Linked DNA regions of Homo sapiens: region 1 is linked to region 2. The links are chromatin loops, found by intact Hi-C in ENCODE. Cell type or tissue: IMR-90. All regions are shown on one strand. Links, peaks and the distances in the headings refer to the core of each region. The heading gives the core; the rest is flanking DNA.

The links. Peaks named below come from ENCODE experiments on the same cell type or tissue, not always from the same donor. Only the 100,000 strongest peaks of a DNase experiment are listed, where the experiment ranks them.
Region 1: it touches region 2 in a loop (4-fold over the local background); 9 of 110 quality-filtered maps call a loop at or near these places.

The regions. Positions count from the first base shown.
Region 1 is chr10:116,783,050-116,793,421 of GRCh38, forward strand. It overlaps a transcript of HSPA12A not described here. Among named protein-coding and RNA genes, the nearest start is that of MIR9851, 39 kb to the right of the region's middle. RefSeq lists a silencer at 1,749-1,915. In IMR-90, for the core only: a CTCF peak has its summit at 5,204 (motif pointing left); a DNase peak (open chromatin) is centred at 5,202; H3K4me3 peaks cover 252 bases; H3K27me3 peaks cover 287 bases.
Region 2 is chr10:116,703,159-116,713,530 of GRCh38, forward strand. HSPA12A (heat shock protein family A (Hsp70) member 12A) reads right to left here. Exons shown (of 12, transcript NM_025015.3): 2 at 4,042-4,127; 3 at 1,993-2,120. Among named protein-coding and RNA genes, the nearest start is that of HSPA12A, 34 kb to the right of the region's middle. In IMR-90, for the core only: no CTCF peak of the experiment used is centred there; a DNase peak (open chromatin) is centred at 5,393.

The sequences.
Region 1 (10,372 bases), core at 975-8,974, 80 kb after region 2:
GCCTTTCCCACGTAATCCACACAGGCAATGTGTTAAACAGATACCAATCACGTCCAGCGCACAGATGGGCAAACTGAGGCTCTGAAAGACTAAGCTGTTTCTCCAGGAAGTGCCAATGGGAAGGGCTGGGGCTGAGACACCTCCAGTCCAGGTCCCTCTTTCCACACCATCGACGTGGTGCTGTGGGGATCAGGAGAGGCTTTGATGAGGAGGTGACGTTGGAGACATGTCTGGAAGAATTTGGAGGAGTCAGTGGCAGAGGAGCCTGGATGGCAGAAGGTGGCCTGTGCCCTGGCAAAGTGTGCAGCAGTATGGCTCGGGGCACAGTGAGTGGGAAGAGGGACAGAGCCTGACTCATGTGGCCCAGGGTCTGCCCACGATTATTGACTGTCAAGCACTGAATGAATGAGCGTGTGGGTGGACTTGGCTGGAGCACAGGCTGCACACGGACAAAGAGCTACAGCCGTCAACTGCAGCAGCTGCAACAGTCCTGACCCACCGTCCCCACCCCAGTCCACTCTCTCCCGCTAGCCAGGGTGAGTTTTGTAACACATAAACTGGGGCACATTCTTGCCCAGATCCAAATCCTCCAATGTTGTCTGTGATATAGTCTTAAGTGGGGGGAAAAAAGAGCAAGGAACAGAATGGTGTGTTAGTATACCACCATTTATGGGTATTTTTTGAGACAGAGTCTCACTCTCTTGCCCAGGCTGGAGTGCAATGGCTCACTGCAACCTCTGCCTCCCAGGTTCAAGCGATTCTCCTGCCTCAGCTTCCCGAGTAGCTGGGACTACAGGCATGTGCCACCACGCCCAGCTACTTTTTTGTATTTTTAGTAGAGACAGGGTTTCACCATGTTGGCCAGTACGGTCTTGAACTCTTGACCTCCAGTGATCCACCCACCTCAGCTTCCCAAAGTGCTAGGATTACAGGTATGAGCCACCATGCCCAGCCCATTTATGGTTTTTAAAATTACATAATTACATCTATTTTTTTCTTATGTATCCAAAAGATCTCACTGGAAGGACACATCAGGACCTGGTTGCAGTGTTGACCTCTTAGGGAACCAGATGGCTAAGTGGGACAGCCATGACTGGCCATGTGCTTGCCAATCCCATTTCCTCTTCCTGGACACACAAAAGTCACATTTCCCAGCTTCCCTTGTGGCTAGGCTGGGGCCTTGTGACTTGCTCTGGCCAATGGGCAGTGGCTGGGGTGATGCATGTCTCTCCAAGGCAGGCCGCTCCTGACCTAGGTGGCCCCTTGCCCTGCAAGTGGCAGCGCAGGGTCTTTGAGCACTTTCCAAAGTCCATTGCCTGATTTCTCTGTTCTGCAGAGCATTTTTCACATCCTGGTCACTTTCTCGTTTATTGGTTTATCTTCCTATTAGCGTGTAAGCTCCACTAGAGCAAGAAGTTCATCTGTCCTGTTCATTTCAGTAAGCCTAGCACTTAGAGTGGTACCTGGACTCTGTAGGTGCTCAATAAAGGTTTGTTGAGGGAATGAATGAATGAATGAATGGATGAGTGCAGGAATGAGTGAATGCCTTTAAGATTGGCTTATGATTGACATTTATGAAGTTGTCTGCCTAGCGTCCCTTTAGCAAGAGTTGCTCCTTCCCGTTCCCTCCACGTGTTGCCCTTGCAGTTGGGGACTTGTGCTTCCGGCCCCAGCTGACTGGCTGAGGAATGAGTCCCTGGCTGAGCTGGGTCAATGAATCCCTTCCCTGGGATCTTTGGACTAGATGGGATAAATAGAAATCAACATAGACAGAGCCTCTCCGTCTGGGGTTGAGCCTGTAACGCTAACCTCGGAGCTGTCAGTCTGGGCTGGAGATGCTGAGGGCACGTGTCTACAACAGCAGACAGGGAGGCAGCTGCTCCTAGGCAGGAGCCAACAGGAGAAACCAGAGAGGCCCCAGTCCTGCTGGTTCTAGGCCCTGCTGTGTTCCTCTTTTCTTGGCATCATGAAGCACCTCAGGCCCTAATAACAAGTTGAGGACCAACAAGAGGCTCTGGAGCTTGGATTCCAGAGGAGACATTTCCCAGCCTTTGGGAGGGGCGTCCTGGAAACCCTCATTGTGCCCTGCTCTGAGATGGCTTTGGGGCTTGACCCCTGCATGTCCACTCTCAGATTCCTTTCCTCCCCCTCCCACCCACCGCCACCATCATTCAAATGTCCAAAGCCTCAGGTAGTGGGAAGGAGGAGTATGAATTCTGGAACACAGGCAAGGACTGATGTCTTGTTCGGGAACGTTCTGGCCACCACAGCCTAGTGCTGCTGTGGAGGAAGGAGGAACGGCCCCGACCCAGGCCTGCCAGTGGACATGGCAGCCCGGGGACAGAGATCAAGATGTGGGAGCTGAGAGCAGTCCTGGCCACCAGCAGAGCATGGCATCAGGGCATTGTGACAGAAATGTTCTTGCCTGACCCCAGCCCCAGGACGGCTGTCCCCCACCCAGATCCCCGCCTGCCTCCCTGGTTCTCCCTCTAAGCCTCCACCTCAATGCAGGGGTCAGCAGGTGCCCACTCATAAAGCCCAGCTCACTCCCCAGCCTTGGGGGAACGCACACTCGGGCTCTGCTGCCCACCGCATGCTGCTGTTCATGATCCCTCTCTCTTCCTCTCGGACAGACACACACACACTACCCCAAATATCCACCTGCCCTCTGAGCACTGGCATCTGCTGTCACCCCCTCCCTCCCAGGGAATGGTCTCAGCCATCCACCGGTTATCCCAGCCAGAAGCCAGGCACCCACTTGACTCTGCCTTTCCCCGCTGAGCCCTCCTGCCCCACTGCCCTAATACCGCAAGATTCCTCCTATTTCCCCCCCTCCCCTCACCTTAGACTGCAGGCCCACCCCATGGCCTACTCAGACTCTGCCTGAGTGGTCTAGCATCCTCCCCTGCTTACATCTCTTTGTGGCCCTGGGAGACATCCCGACTCCTGCACCCGTCATGAGGCCTTTGCTGATCTAACGCCCACCTGTGCACTGGGAATCTTTGTAGCTTCATGAGGTTCACCTATGAGGTTAGCGCCAGAGAAGCCCCACGTGGAGCCTCTCGGGTAATTACGCAGGAGATGGAGCGGGTTCTGCAGAAGAGACTCTCAGCAAATCTCAGCAGTGGGGTTGCATGGAAGGCAGGGCTCCCAGGGGCTGAGACACAGTGGTAAATACTTCTTAAAATAGACTGTTTATGTTATGGATCAAACTGAATTCCTAAGTTTAACTATATTTTTGGTAATTTGGTGGGGAAACAGGCTGCGCAGAACAACTCCGCCTTGCCCCTAGCCTGGGCTCAGGACTCTAGGGAGGTCTAGGGAGCAGCTCCAGGGCCTATGGCCCCTCAGGTAGAGGCACAGGTGCGTGTGTGCACATTTTCCTGAAAAAAAAAGAAAAAAAAGATCTAGTGCTTTTGTCAGAATCTCAAAGGGATCCATGATCTAAGAAATGTCTAAAGCATTGTTCTCACAGAAAAATGTTCGTTCTCATTTATAATTCAAGAAATGTACATTTAAATGGTATATTTTTCTCATCTGTCTCAGTGGCGTTCATCTGTAGCTGCCTATTAGAATCTCCTGGGGAATTATTTATTTATTTATTTATTGAGACAGAGTCTGGCTCTGTCACCCAGGCTGAAGTGCAGTGGCTCAATCTTGGCTCGCTGCAACCTCTGCCTCCCAGGTTCAAGCAATTCTCATGCCTCAGCCTCCTGAGTAGCTGGGATTACAGGTGCCCACCACCACGTCCAGCTAATTTTTGTATTTTTAGTAGAGACAGAGTTTTGCCATGTTGGCCAGACTGGTCTCGAACTCCTGACCTCAGGTGATCCACCTGCGTCAGCCTCTCATAGTGCTGGGATTACAGGTAGGAGCCACTGCACCCAGCCTCCTGGGGACATGTTTTAAGTGCCAATGCCCAATCACCTCCCGGACACACACACACACACACACACACATACACACACGCACGCACTCACACACACACGGTCAGATTCTGCTTTAATTGGTCTGGGATACTGTCGTGTTGGCATATTTAGAAAGCTCCCCAGGTCATTCTGACTGCAGTCAAGATTGAGAACCAGCAACCTGTCAGATCAACCAAGGGCAAAAACGTCCATGGGATCTCATGCATTCTGGGTGGGAGTGCGGCCTGGTTTAAAAGTCCTTTGCAGAGCAATCTGGAAATACCAAAGCTAGAAGGGCCTCTACCCTCTGACCAGCAATTCCACTCTTAATAATTTAGTCAACAGCAGCTCTTGCATTGGTGCTTAAAGCTGTGTATAGAGGATATTTACTGCCCACTGCTCCTAATAAGCACAAGATTGGAAAGTGCCCAAATGTCAAATCAAGCATGTCACATCCACATACTAGAATACTCTCTAGCCAGCAAAAAAAAAAAAAAAAAAAAAAACCACAGGCGCCTTCTGTGAAGTGATGTGGGAGGCTTTCAGCGTCATTGCTAAATGCAAACGAGAAACTGAGTGGAGGGTGTGGTTTTGAACGTACAGGCGTCTGTATTTTTATATGCATCTAGAATTTCTGGAAGGATATACTTTTCCAAAACCTCTTAACAATTATGGCCTTTGGGGAAGAAGTGGGGCTAGGGTGGGAGGCGGGGAGCTTAGTTTTCACTTGCTTCCCCCTTTTGTGTTGTTTGAATTGTTATTATTAATATGCACTGCTTTTTCCAAAAACTTCAGAAGGTGAAAAGAAGAGGAAAGAAGGGAAGAGAGTGCCTGGCAGCCGCTTGGCACAAGGACTAAGAAGTGGAGTGCCTGGTCATGGAGGGGTGCGAGTGAAGCCTCCAAACTGGCTTCAGCGTGGGGGCACCCTAAATCCCCTGGAATCAGGTCAGACTCTGAAGGTAGGAGTCTGCTTGGTCTATGGTGGAAGTTGGGGACAGTGACTTGGCCTGAGGGTCGGGGATAGGAGGGCTTCCAGGACGGCAGGGCGGGAGCTCTGCAAGCCAATCCCTCCCTCGTGCCACCTCCACGCAACGCCGTTAAATTCAGATGCTACGCTAAAAGCAGAGGAAGGAAAAATATCTGTGTCACAGCACCAACTGGAAACCAACGCGCGTACATCCTGTCTCTACTCTGGCCGAGCCGACCAAAGCACATCCTGCAAAATTCTAGACCCCCGCAAACGGCGGGAGGCGGCCGTGCGCACAACATCCTGCAAACGCCGCCCTCTGGTGGTGGAGCTGGTGAACTGCGCCCAGGTCCATAGGCGGGCCCACGCTTGAGTGTTCCAAACGGGAGAAGAAAAAAGTACCATTTAATACCGAAGCGAAAACAAGTACTCAGTAAGAAAAGCACAGATGCAAACGCAAAATTCATATTTTAAATATAGTTCGCAAACTGGTTCCCAACTAACTCTTCTCCCAAAATACAATAGCTTGTTTCTCCCCTTGCAAAATACATATTCTCATTCTAAAAAAACAATAATGAAAAGCACTAGGAAAAAGAGACACCTACAGTCACCAGGCTGTGATCTGTAGCTCTTGCTAGCATTTTGGTGAGTATCCTTCCAGACTCTATCAACACATACACAGAGATACATGCAAATGGATAGCAATGGGACTGTGCAACACACCCAATTTTGTAGCCTGATTTTTTTCTCTTAATTATATATTGTGGGTATCTGCACAATAATACATGCTACATCATCATTTTTAATATTTTCAATTGAAAAAGTTATACGTGTGAAAATATACCCACAGATAAACTCACATAAATGAGAGAAACTATCTATTAATAGCAAACTTGCTGAGTCAATTATGATATATCCATCTGGTAGAATTCTACGCAGCTATTTTTTTTTTTTTTTTTGAGACAGAGTTTTGCTCTGTCACCCAGGCTGGAGTGCAGTGGCAAGATCTCAGCTCACTGCAACCTCTACCTCCCGGGTTCAAGCAGTTCTCCCTGCCTCGGCCTCCTAGTAGCTGGGTCTATAGGCACCTGCCACAACGCCCAGCTGATTTTTGTATTTTTAGTGGAGACAAGGTTTCACCATGTTGGCCAGGCTGCTCTCGAACTCCTGACTTCAGGTGATCCACCCACCTTGGCCTCACAAAGTGCTGGGATTACAGGTGTGAGCCACCGCACCCAGCCACTATGCAGCTATTAATCTAATGCACTGGTGCTGCAATATGTCAAAGATATATCACATCGCAAAATAAAATTACATTACAAAATAATACGTATAGAAGTATCCTATTTTAGCTTACAAAAATATATTTATATACATATACCATTATATATGTATTGATATATAGACATATATAGATATATATGTATATGCCTGTGTCTGAGAAGAAAATGTTTCTTGAAGGATACTCCAGAAACTCTCTTAGGAAATAAGACTGGGAAATGAAGGATGAGTATAAGTTGTAGCTTTTACTTTCTCTCCCCTTATAAGATTTTTTAAAAATATTATCCTCTCGATGATAGAATTCTGAATCCTGAATGTGCTATGACTTAGCTGAATAATGCCCTGTTGGTGAACACTCAAGCTGCTTATACTTTTTCTGCCAGGAACAAAGCTACAGTGGTACCTTGGATGTAGTCACTGTGCACTTGTCTGATTATTCCTGCTGAGTAAATTCCTAGGCATGGAATTGAGGGTTCGTTTTTAAGGTGCATCATCCAGGATATTGACTATCAACACGTCGTAGAGTGAAGCTGACGTGACTGTTCAGTGCCCGTTTGCATTTCTGAAGGGCCTAATGTCTGCTTCTAGGTGAGGAGGGCATTATCTCTGGCCATGCTTCATATCCCTGGAAGCTCTCTCCAGACTACGGGTCAGGTTCACCGGATGCCCAGACGTCCCTCTTAAGGTCTTGCTTCCATTTATGGCTGCACCTCCACACCCACTGTCATCCTCACCCACCTCTGTCTATTCCCTCCACAGCAGCCAGTGAGAGCCTTCACCAGACCCTGCCCACGCTCCATCAGTAGCTTTGCTGCACACTGGAAATCAATCCAAGGTCCTCCCATGGCCCAGGAATCCCTGCATGGTATGGACCCTGATAATCTTTCTTTTTTTTTTTTTTTTTTTTTTTTTTTGAGACAGAGTCTCGCTCTGTCGCCCAGGCCGGACTGCAGTGGCGGGATCTCGGCTCACTGCAGGCTCCGCGCCCTGGGGGTTCACGCCATTCTCCTGCCTCAGCCTCCCAAGTAACTGGGACTACAGGCGCCCGCCACCTCACCCGGCTAATTTTTTGTATTTTTAGTAAAGACGGGGTTTCACCGTGTTAGCCAGGATGGTCTCTATCTCCTGACCTCGTGATCCGCCTGCCTCAGCCTCCCAAAGTGCTGGGATTACAGGTGTAAGCCACCACGCCCAGCCCCCTGATGACCTTTCTAACCTCACGTCTCCCTCCTCTTCCTGCCCTCAGCCCACTCATGCTGCACACTGGCCACCTTGCTGTTCCTGACGCTCCCCGAACATCCAGCCCCAGGGCCTTTGCACTTGCTGTTCCCTTTGCCTGGAATACTGATCCTCTACTCACAAGCCTCTTTCCCTGGCTTCATTCACAGCCCAGCTCAAATATTTCCTCCTTAGAGAAGCCTTCTGGCCCACCCTGCCTTAAAGGACACTCTCCATTCCCAGACCCCATCTCATTGTCTAGTTATCATTTTTTATTTTTTTATTGAGACAGAGTCTCACTCCGTCGCCCAGGCTGGAGTGCAGTGGCATGATCTTGGCTCACTGCAACCTTTGCCTCCCAGGTTCAAGCGATTCTCCTGTCTCAGCCTCCCAAGTAGCTGGAACTACAGGAGCGCACCACCACACACACCTAATTTTTGTATTTTTAGTAGAGACAGGGTTTCACCATGTTAGCCATGCTGGTCTCGAACTCCTGACCTCAAGTGATCCGCCCGCCTTGGCCTCCCAATGTGCTGGGATTAGAGGCATGAGCCACTGCACCTGGCCCGTCCAGTTATCTTTGTATTCATAGCCCTGGGATTGCATTCTAAATCTACGTGTTTATTTGCCTTTGATATTCTGCTTTCACTGAGTTACAAGCTGCACAGGAGCAGGAGACTGTCTGGCTAGTGCTGTGTCCCCAACACCCAGGACAGGCCTGGAATGTGCAGGCCCTCCCTCCACAAGTGTGTGCTGCTTGGATGAAGGAGAAGCTATTAACACAAGGATGTCTGAAGCTTGAAGAGCCTAGATAGGCCATTTCTCCCAACTGCTCCCAAAGGAGGTCAGATGTGTTTAAAGCATCTTTTCCATAGATGAAGCTTTATCAAGAAAATCTGACAGAACCTTTTCAATGCAACCATTTGGGAGAAAAATTGCAAATAGGTTATTATTCAGGAAAAATACCTTTCCTCCAAACCAGAGCAGCACATCCACCCAACATACTGGCTCCTTTAGAGAAAAGCAGAAAGGTTAATATCGCCCCGTCAGAGTAAAGCAGCCAATTAGTGCAATTGCAATTCAGAAGAAGAATAGAGGTTAATTGCTTGGAGTCCACATGTCTCAAATGCCTAATGCTATATCATTATTTTTTAGCTACATATTATTCATTTCATACACTTAAGAATTCTACCTTATTACTAATTAGTAATTCCTTATCCTTAAATTTTACCCAATTCAAGTTGTCATCATAGGGCCCTCCTCAGCCCCCATTTTCCCTAAGATGCAACTAAATTGTTGAGAAAAGGTTGGCATCTCCTATTCACTACCTCCCACCTCCAGCCCCTGCCAGCACCCCCGAGTTCACCTCTCCTCTTCCACGGGCATGTGGTTTCCCTGCCTGCAGAATCTTCCATCTCGGTAAACAGGCTTCACTCCTGCCTTGGGTGTTCTCAAGCATCTACTATGTCCCAGACAAAGTTCCAAGCTTATCGATTAGCTGGGCAAAAAGATGCCAATTCATCCTGCCCAGGTGTCTCTGTTCTCTTGAAGAGACCCACAGCTTGGCACCTTGGAAATGTTAACCCAACAGATCAGAATTTCCTGGGAATGTAATAATGATATCATTAATAATAATAATATAATAATAATGATGGCCATAAATACTTCTTGAACACTTTCAGGTCTCAGACACCATGCTCATGAACTTTACATGCATGATTTTAATCCATGGGAAGCCACGTACATGCATGTACGTTGATCACGTAAGCATGTGAGTGGGACAACCCCAAACCCAGCCCCAGTTCAGCATGGGCAACAAGAATGAAACTCGGTCTCAAAAAAAAAAAAAAAAAAAAAATTATCCATCAAGGAACAAGAATTGGGAAATGTGAAAGGAGGTTAAGAGACAAAGAGTTCGGAGTGAGAGGTTCTAGAAGGAAATGAAAGTAGATGAAGCAGAGGTAATATAAGAAGATATATGGGGGTGAGAACCTTCCAGAACTAATGATAACTATCAACCCCTGGATTCAAAACAAAATAAATCCAAAGCAAGAAAAAATAAAAATAAATCAGCTGGGCGCAGTAGCACATGCCCGTAATCCCAGCACTTTGGGAGGCCGAGGCAGGCAGACTGCTTGAGCTCAGGAGTTCAAGACCAGCCTGGGCAACTTTGCAAAACCTTGCATCTACAAAAAAAAAAAAAAAAAAAAAAAATTAGCCAGGCATGGTAGTGTGCACCTGTGGTCCCAGCTACTCAGGAGGCTGAGGTGGAAGGATCGCTTGAACCCAGGAAGTCAAAGCTACAGTGAGCCAAGATCGTGCCACTAACTGCACTCCAGCCTGGGTGACAGAGTAAGACCCTGTCTCAAAAAAGAAAAGAAAAGAAAGAAAAAGAAAGAAAGAAAGAAAAAGAAAAGAGAAAAGAAAAGAAAAAGAAAATCTATTCCTGAAACATCATACTGAAACTGATGACTAAAAAGACAAAGGGAAGATTTTAAATGCACTCAGAAAGAAAATATAGATAACCTCCAACAGAGCAACAGTTTGACAGCTGACTTTTTATTGGCAGGAATGGAAGTTAGAAGAATGGATGATTCATTTGATGTGCTGTGAGAAAAAATAACTGTCAACCTAGAATTCTATGCCCAGTGAAAATTCATTTCAAGAACAAGGTGAAATACAGACATTTTCAAAACAACAAAAACTACGAGAATTCTCCACTAGCAAACTACAATAAAGGAAACTCTAAAGGATGGATCCAAGTTTAAAGATCTAAAATGCAAAAGGAATAAAAAACACTAAATAAACATTAACTGCATAAAACAACAATGATAATGCCTTATGGAGTTAAAGAAAAACAAAACAGACTGGGCACAGTGGCTCACGCCTGTAATCCCAACATGTTGGGAGGCTGAGGCAGGTGAATGTCTTGAGCCCAGGAATTTAAGACCAGCCTAGGCAACATGACAAAACCCTGTCTCTACAAAAGATACAAGAA
Region 2 (10,372 bases), core at 982-8,981:
AGGGCGATGCTGTCAACAGAGTTGGCTATAGAACCGGCTTTTCATCATTTCCTGATGACATGACACCCAGGAGTGTCTGTACCCTCTTAGGACAAGAGCTTCAGGCTGAGCCACATCTGGTTTTCAAGAGGAAAGGTGAGACTTAAACCAAGATTGGGGTGGGAGTCACTTTTATTATGACTTGTGCTTTACACAACCCTTTATAAAAATTCCTAAAATACAAACATTAGCAGGGTGTGGTGGTATGCACCTGTAGTCTCAGCCACTTGGGAGGCTAAGGCAGGAGGATCACTTCAGCCCAGGAGTTTGAGGCTGCAGAGAGCCATGATCACACCACTGCATTCCAGCCTGGGCAAAGGAACAAGAGCCTGTCTCTTAAAAAAAAAAAAATAACAACAACAACAAAACTAAAAAATATTAATCTAGGAGCAATACTAAATTCCACAATTACTCAGTTGAAGAAACTGCAAAGCCAATTACAATGTATCTTCAGAGTCATCCCTTGGAATTGAAAATTGGGATGATAAATTCTGGGCTTCCAAAGATTCGAGGAGTCATACCCTGCAAGAAGATCATGGATCAAGACTGGGATCCCATGGATGGGTGGCACCCGGGGCCTGCAGGGTGCTGGGTGTGCGGGGAAGGGAAGGGGGCATCCCAGCACAGAGTGCATCCCAGGAGGCCCAGGGCAACTTTGCCTATGGGGCCACTTGGCTGAGATTCCCCTCATGCTGCCTTCTCTCTGGCAGGTGCTTTTTGCCTCTGGCTACCAACACCCCAGCACTTCTCTTCACTTGAAAGGGCCAGCACCTGGAGAGGATGTGGAGAAATAGGAACACTTTTACACTGTTGGTGGGACTGTAAACTCGTTCAACCATTGTGGAAGTCAGTGTGGCGATTCCTCAGGGATCTAGAACTAGAAATGCCATTTGACCCAGCCATCCCATTACTGGGTATACCCAAAGGATTATAAATCATGCTGCTGTAAAGACACATGCACACGTATGTTTATAGCGGCACTATTCACAATAGCAAAGACTTGGAACCAATGTAAATGTCCAACAACGGTAGACTAGATTAAGAAAATGTGGCACATATACACCATGGAATACTATGCAGCCATAAAAAATGATGAGTTCATGTCCTTTGTAGGGACATGGATGAAACTGGAAACCATCATTCTCAGCAAACTATCGCAAGGACAAAAAACCAAACACCGCATGTTCTCACTCATAGGTGGGAATTGAACAATGAGAACACATGGACACAGGAAGGGGAACATCACACACCAGGGACTGTTGTGGGGTGGGGGGAGTGGGGAGGGATAGCATTAGGAGATATACCTAATGCTAAATGACGAGTTAATGGGTGCAGCACACCAACATGGCACATGTATACATATGTAACAAACCTGCACGTTGTGCACATGTACCCTAAAACTTAAAGTATAATAATAACAAAATTTAAAAAAAATAAAAGAAAGGGCCAGCACCTTCCCTGCTTTCATTTTACTACACAGTAAGCACTTAATGGACAATCTCCTTTCATTTGCACACACACATTGTGAGGGAGGTATTGTCAGGATTCCCATTTCACAGATGAGGAAACTGGGGTTTAGCAGGTTCAGCAATTGCCTAAAGTCACACAGTAAGTGGCCAAGCTGGCACCTGGATCCCTCCATCACAGACACTACAGATCTGCGCCTCTCACCCAGGCCACAAGCTGGATTCACCCGGGCCAGGCTTCAAACATACTGCCCAGGCCCCTCCCCAGACCAACTAAATCAGAATCAAACCAACGTCTTTTCAAACCAGGAGCCTAGAGCCCAGAGATCAGAAATGGCTTGTCCCCAGTGGCATGGTGAGCTTGAGCCAAGCTGGAACAGAATCCAGGGCCGTCTTCGTAAGTGCCAATCACTGGCTCATTGCCCGGAGTCTCCACAGGTGCAGTGGTTGGCACCAGCCACGTGGCCCTCCCACCCACAGCACTCACCTCATCACATGGATGCATTCCGGCTCCTTGGTGAAGCTGTAGGCATAGCCACTGGATGTGGTCCCAAAGTCGACGGCCACCACCACGAGAAATGACTGCTGTTCTGAGACGTTGGAGTCAGTGTCGTTCTGCAGATATACAGTGAGGCATGGGGGGTGTGGAGGGGTGGGCCTGGCTTTCAGGAAGACACCCCTGGGGGGTCTCACCTTGCCTAGCTGTGAACCCCCTGCAGACAGAAAGACATTCTATATTCCAGCTCAAGTCTACCACCTGGGGAGAAGGCAGCCCAGCCTGGGCCCCCGCCTGAATGGCTCAGGGAGAAATGGGGGCATCCCTGAGTGGAGGGCCAGGCTGACTGGACAAAGCCTGCAGCTTGCCCACTCCTCTCTATAGACCGTGCCCGCACACGGCTAGTTACAGAAATTCTATCATCAGGGCTGGTCGCCCAGTAGTTCCTGAGCAGATACAATCTTCTTCCAAGCCCTGCTGCCTTCCGCAAGACCCTGTGCAGACCTCTGGCCACTGCCAGGAGCATTTCGCCAGCTGTGCCCTCTGTACACCCAGGTGACTGCTCCATCTGTGCTGGCATTTCATGCATGTGAGCAGGGCTGGGCATCCCAGGACCGTGTCCAATCCCACCAGGCCAGCCACATGACCCACTGTGACTGTCAGGGCCCAGGGCCTTGCCTCATCTAGATCACTTGGTCAGGCTATTTCAGGTTTCCAAGCCTTTCTCTCTCTCCTTTTTTTTTTTTTTTTTTTTGAGACGGAGTCTCGCTCTGTCGCCCAGGCTGGAGCGCAGTGGCCCAATCTCGGCTCACTGCAAGCTCTGCCTCCCGGGTTCACGCCCTTCTCCGCCTCAGCCTCCCGAGTAGCTGGGACTATAGGCACCCGCCACCACACCCGGCTAATTTCTTGTATTTTTTAGTAGAGACTGGGTTTCACGGTGTTAGCCAGGATGGTCTCGATCTCCTGACCTCGTGATCTGCCCACCTCAGCCTCCCAAAGTGCTGGGATCATAGGCGTGAGCCACCACGCCTGGCCTCTTTTTTTTTTTTTAAGCAGTTTACACTTTTTTTTTAACTCCCACAGAACTCCAAATTATAAAACCAACAAATGTTGGAGGGGAGGGGTGAGAATGCCACCCGCCTGGCCTCTCCTCACACCGCTCCCCTCCCTCACAGCCCTGAAGCTCTTACAGGACAACTTCAGGGTGCAAAGCTTGAAAACCACAGAACCTGGCCCTAGGGAACCAACCCTCCCAGTTTGCCCAGGAATAAAGGAGTCCCCAGGGTGCAGGACTTGCAGTGTAAAGGCCGGACAGTTCCAGGAAACCAGACAGGCTGGCATCCCTGCCTAGCAGTGACTCCGCAGTTCTCCCTGGGTCTTCTTTGTGCGTCTGCACAGCTCATGCAAAGCTGCCCTGTCTTCCGGGCACTCACTCAGGTTGGCTGCCTGTGCATCTACGTGCACACCCCTCTAAACGGCCGCCCCCTAACATCCATCTTTCCTCATACAGGGCAGGGTGGGAGCAACAGCCCCATCTCTAGCCCCACTCAATGCATATGAAGCCCTGCTCAGGGCTTCTCTACCAGGCAAGCTGTTCCAGAAGCGATTATACTGCTAGGGTCTTTTCGATACTGCAGACAACCGCAGTCAACAGAGTCCATGTATTCACCGATTCACTAGCCCAGAGTCAGCGGCTTCCTCTCAAGAGGACACCTCACAGGCTCTGACCCTGAATCTTTAAAGGGCTGCTCCCATCTCACCTTCTTCTGTGACCCACCCAGGCCCCTGCTCCAGAAGCACTAGCCACAGCACAGAAAGCCTTCCCAGGCTCGGAGTGGGGGAAGGGGCTTGGCAGGGCTCCTTTGGCCAGGACCAGGTCAACTTAATCTCCAACCAGTGAATGTGAGGGGCTGTCCAGCAGCCTGAACTGTGAGATCAGACCCAGAATGCAAAGGAAGTCAGTACGCACGTGTGCTCATGCGCACCCATGCGCGCACACACACACACACACACACACACACACACACACACACTTCTTACCACAATATGGGAGGGGGACAGAGGCGTTATTCCTGTGTCCCCAAGACTCCGGGCTGGAGATGAATATGCAGATGTGGGAGCCGTTTCTGAAAGGAAAAACAAAGCCGCCTCCTTAGAAGTGGCATGGACTGACCCAGGGGGAAGAAATGAGGGCTGCATGGCCTTAACTCCTCCAGGAACTGCGGCCTCTGCAAAGCCAGCTCACGAAATGGGCAAGGCCCAGCCCCAGCCAGGAAGGCAGGAACATCCGTTCCAGCACCTCTTTGCATTTGGTATTTAGAATTCGACCAAATGAGATGCTCCTTTCCTCCCAGTCGCCACCAGGCCTCTCACTCTGTGCCACTCAACCCAGCTTAGTTGGAGATGCTGGTCAGTCCCCGAAAGCTCCGCTCCTGGCTGTGTTGTCTGTGGAGCCAGAGGCCAGGCTCCATGATGGACTAGCAGGACCTGTAGCCACCTGAAATTATGTCAAATTTTTGTGTGCATTTTCTTGGAAGAGCATCTACAGCCCTCGGGTTCCCAAAGGGGTGAGGGGTACCTCCCCCAAGGAAGAGCAACCCCTATCCTAGGAATGTAGGATGTGATGAAGCTTCAGAAAGAGCGTCCTTGCCTAGCAGATGCACCAGCTCCTCCCTCCCCCTGCCAGGGCATGTGAATTCATCTCTCTTCAGTGATACTGAAGGTTTGGGACCTTTTTCAATCATAAAAACCACAGCAAAAAGGCAGACAGATCAGCATTTCTAGCCCCTGCAGATGGGACCCAACAGCCACGAGGTCAAACAGGCGAAGGGCCAGCAGCTAAGCAGCAGGAACACCATTTTGTCTGTTCCCCTGCACTCACCATCATTCAGGCCTAGCATTTTTCTGAAGTCTTCCCAGAGCCAGTGGCTCTGCCCCAGGAATGGGCCCCCCGGGAGAAAAAACACTCTCCCTGGCCGGCATTGGAACGCGCTACAGTGCTCTCCCTGCCTGCTGCCTAGGGCTGGCAGGGCACAGAGAAGCTGAGTGAAGACTGCGTGCTCCCACCGCAGAGACGAAGGCCGGGCACTGGGCACGTGCAACGACCCAGCACCACCCTCGGTGCTCTGCACATCCTGCTCCGTTTAGTACATACGTACTGAAACCTGCTAGGAAGAAGTGGGTAATTTTCCAAGGCAATACTTGTGGTCAAGGAAACCAGAAGGTTTGAGGTGTCTGAGAAAAGCCTGTCTGCTTCTAGGGGAGCAGGTGGAATGGTTCCATCTGCCTCTTCTGCTAAATCACTTTGGGTTAATCCCAGGCTCTTGCTGATTACTTTTTCTACTTGATGAGGACTCAGGCAGCATCATTACAGTGGGCACCAAACAGGCTGTAGGAATGAAATGAATCATGCAAGAGGGAATGTGAAGCCTCAAATCTGCACAGCCACCTCCCACTCTCTGCAAGCTCACAGCCTCTCTCCGCCTGATGAGGCTCAGTTCCTATCTTGGGGAGGGAGAGGCACAGTCCAGTAATTACAGAGGCAAAAATCCAACTCGCTGGGTAAAGGACTTGAATAGACATTTCTCCAAAGAAAATACACAAAAGATATATCAACAAGTATATGAAAAGATGTTCAACATCATTAGTCTGTAGAGAAATGCTAATCAAAACCAGTGAGATATGGCTTCACACTGACTAGGATGGCTACAGTTTTTTAAGAAAGGAAAATAACAAGTGTGTCAAGGATGTGAAGAAATTGGAATCCTTGAGCATTGCTAGTGGGAATATAAAACGGGACAACTGCTGTGGAAAAGAGTTTGGCAGTTCCTCAAAAAGTCAAGTACAGAATTACCATATGACCAGCAATTCCACTCCTAGGTATCTACCCAAAAAACTGAAAACAGGGACTCAAGGAGATACTTATATGCAAATGTTCATGCAGCATTATTCACAATAACAGAAAGGTGGAAACACTTCCAGTGTCCAACAACAGATGAAGGGATAGGCTGGGCGCGGTGGCTCACGCCTATAATCCCAGCACTTTGGGAGGCCAAGGTGGGCAGATCACTTGAGGTCAGGAGCTGAAGACCAGCCTTGCCAACATGGTGAAACTCCATCTCTACTTAAAAATACAAAAATTAGCCAGGCGTGGTGGCACATGCCTGTAGTCCCAGCTACTCGGGAGGCTGAGACAGGAGAATCATTTGAACCCAGGAGGCGGAGGGTGCAGTGAGCCGAGATTGTGCCACTGCACTCCAGCCTGGTGACAGAGCAAGACTCCATCTCAAAAAAAAAAAAAAAAAAGATGAAGGGATAAACCAAATGTGGTATATCCATACAACAGAATAGTATTTCATTGTAAAAAGGAAGAACATTCTTATACATGCTATAACATAGGTGAACCTAGAAAATATGCTAAGTAAAATACATGGATGCAAAAGGACAAATATTGTATCATTCCACTTATAGGAAATCTCCAGAATAGGCAAATTCACAGAGACAGAAAGTAGATGAGAGGTGACCAGGGGTAAGAGGAAGGGAGAAATGGAGAGTTCTTGCTTAATGAGTACAGAATTTCTCTTTGGGGTAGTGAAAAATTTTGGAAATAGATAGTGGTGATGGTTGCACAACATTGTGAATATAATTCATGCCACTGAATCATACACTTAAAATGGTTTAAGTGGCAAATTTTATGTTATACATACTTTTTAAAAAAACTTTATTGAAAAGTTTAAATCAACTTGCTCATCTGGGAGGGGAAGCTATTTCTGATTTCTATTAGCACCCACGACTAACAGAATTGCTATTAGCCGTGGGCGCTAATTGCTCTTGAAAAGAGAATGGAGAAGTCAGCTCAGTTCCTAGACCAGCCTGCTGATCTCCACCATCTTTGCTAATCTCCCAGCACAAGGGAACCCCTTCCATGAATGCAGGGGGAACTCTGCCTCCCCACTAGGGGTTCCAGCCAGATGGTCCTTCCACCTGTTGGTGAGAGGTCCTCCCTGCCCACAGCCCTTGGGCAGCCTGCGGAGAAATGCCATCAGCACCAGAAGCCACCCTCTCCACCTGCTACCTGGAAGGCCTGCGCCATGTGTCCACATTTGCACAGACGGTCCTGAAAGAAACCAAATGTCTAATTGCCCAGAAAATCTGGTGTTGGCAATTAGCAAACAAGCTATTATCTGCAGACAAACTATCCACCCCGCTGCTGCTTGGTCCTAATTATCCCATCACTCAGCCCTTCTCAGAGCCCTGGGTCTTCTCACTGATTTGCAAAATAGCCAAGGTTGAGCCACACATGGAACACATGTCTTGGGTCCCCAGGGGACTCTAGGATACTTTGAGGGCAAGAAGCAAGGATTTTTTGGTTCTGCTGTACCTCCCTTCAACCCCACGGCAACTGGGCCAATATTAAACAAATCATTTGACTTGCTGATCACTCAGCCAGGCCTAGAGGCAGCCGAACTTCATGGACTTTTTCCATCAGAAGTTAAAATTCAGCTACACTGTGCAATGATTGAAAACTGATCTGCACAGAAGGTATGGAGGGGTAACATTTTCAGAGATACCTGCACATGGTGCACACCCACATCTATATATCTGTATATTCCAAATCAAAGATAATTCACCAGCGAATGTCCATCAGTACAGCACAGAAATATACACAGCCAGTAGAGACATGCTACTGTTTCTCTACTTCACTACTTAGGATGTCAAAATGATGCTCAAAAATTCTCAGGGGAAAAAAAACGGAAAAGCCTATCTCACCCCCTGAGGAGAATGGGGAGTTTAATTCTGATGTGTCCCAACAAGGCTTGAGATCTTTCATTCAGTAGGTAAATGATCAGAAATAAAATACAGAATATTATCTATTAATCTATGAATATCTGACAGATATAAGCTAATGGACAACAGGAGAGAATTGATGTATGGAATGCCCTATACATACCAAGTGTAGGCTGTGTGTCCTGGCTGTCAATTATACAGAGGCCATTATCTATAGTAAGGAATCCCAAATGCCATTAAGTGTGGCCCTGCCTCCACTGCTTCTATAAAGCTAATACAACAACATCTCCCTCGGGACTACTCTCACCCAGGGGATAGTCCAGTTCAGTCCCCACAGGTTGACTTGGACACACTAGGAACAGAAGAGAAAGGCTAAGTCAACACCTCGACACAAATAGAGTTTCCTATAGTCGAGGCTTGAGAGAAAGAAAGGAAGCTGAAGAAAAGAAAATCCAGACCCTTCTGTGGAGGTAGAGAAGGAAGATTGCTAAAAGACAGGTTAAAGAAAATGCTCTATCAAGAAATGTGATCAAGGACAGAGCTAAAGGAACTAGGAGTTTTAAGAAATACCTACAGCACCGTTCCAAGTAGATTAAATAAAGGCCTACTCAAAGCATCTTCCACTTCAAGCACTAAGTTACCCTGAAATCCCATAATACAGAGAGAGTCAATGTTTTCACATCAAGGAATCAGAGAAACACTGACTCTTTCTTTTTTTTTCTTTTTTTTTTTTTTCGAGACTGAGTCTCGCTCTGTCGCCCAGGCTGAGTGCAGTGGTGCGATCTCGGCTCACTGCAAGCTCCACCTCCCAGGTTCACGACATTCTCCTGCCTCAGCCTCCCGAGTAGCTGGGACTACAGGCGCCTGCCAACGCGCCCAGCTAATGTTTTTTTTTTTTAAATTTTTAAATTTTTTTATTTTTAGTAGAGACAGGATTTCACTGTGTTAGCCAGGATGGTCTCGATCTCCTGACCTTGTGATCCGCTGGCCTCGGCCTCCCAAACTGCTGGGATTACAGGCGTGAGCCACTGTGCCCGGCCAACACTGACCCTTTCAAGAATGCAAACTACTAGCCACAAAACTATGGTTAAGCGGAAGGGGAAGAGACCTTTCTGGGGAACAGACCTTTCTGGGAAACAAACAGAAGAGCTTTCTGGGGAACAAACAAAAATTAATCATCATGTCTCCTTTGCTATTAGCTACGTGTTAGATAATTTAACATCACTTCAGTCTTGCAGAGCTAGTGAGCAGAAAATCTTTTTTAACTTTAGTGAACATAAAAATAAGGTGATGAGGGTGGTTATAGATTAACTCACAATCCTGGAACACCCCACCCCAACACATTAAACAATTTTTGCCAGAAAGAGGGGTATATAAAGAAATGAAAATATTTTTGCAGCAATGTAGAGGACAAATAAATAAAAGTATCAAATCCTGGCCAACAAGTCTCCTGCCCCAGGATTTCTTACAACCCCAAACCAGGCAATTGAGGAGGAACTAGTTTAGTTTGTTAGGTTAATCCTCATCGCTGGTCTTATTGGTTTAAGGATTAAAATGCAGGCTTCATCTGGGTTCCTGCTGTAAAATGCAACACATATAAAATTCAGACACAATTTTATGTGGTCCCAGCTCTAATGGCTTTAATCAAAGCAGATGTTCTTAAAATAAAAAATAGTCTTGATAAGAGAACCTCAAAGAGAGCCATAATTCATGAACTTGCTTGCTGTTCTCCTCTGCCAAAGTCATTAGTCAGCAAATGGCCGTGAGCAGAATCACAGACTCTCTGAGATACATAAAATCAATTCTGCTCCATAAATACATGTTTAAAGATGAAGACAGAACCATAGGGCTGACTTTATTCTACAAGGTTCTAGGCTCCGAGGAAATGTGACAGGTGGTCTCAACAATAGTGACATTCTAGTTTCTCTAAACAGTCCTTCTTGTTAGCTTTCAGATTTACGTATCCATCAAATAAATGCCCAATTTGAAAAGGAGTTTTAAGGTCTGGTACTTATGATTTTAAAAAATGCAATATATATATATATATATATATATATATATATATTTGCATTTCTTTTTCCCTGCTGGCTGTCAGATGTCAGGCCTTTGCTAACGATTGCCTAAAATCAGGCTATTTAAAAAAAAAAAACCTCTCTCTCTTTCTCTCCTTATATGCCTGCCTGCAGTGTCATCTTTGAAAACTGATCAGCTCAAGGTCATATGTAGGTTACTGGCAAACATCTTTTCAGAAGGAAAATAAAAAATCTTTTATTACCCTATAACAGGCTTCATGGCTAGCTGAACTAATGCATTATTACTGTAAGCTGAACTTCCATTTCAGTAAATAATTTATGGGCTGTTTTTAATCACTATGGTGGATGTCCAGAGTAAATGGAAATTTTATTGGCATGAACCAGGAGACCCTCTCACTACAAAGAACACTGAGTGTAAAATAACCACTCTGCAAATGCTAAATAATAATTATGGAAATGAGCATTTACCATGGCAGAGACAGTAGCATCAAGCCCAGGCCAAGTTGGGGGCAGCATCAGGCCCATCCTGACACGGGGTAGCAACTTCTTGT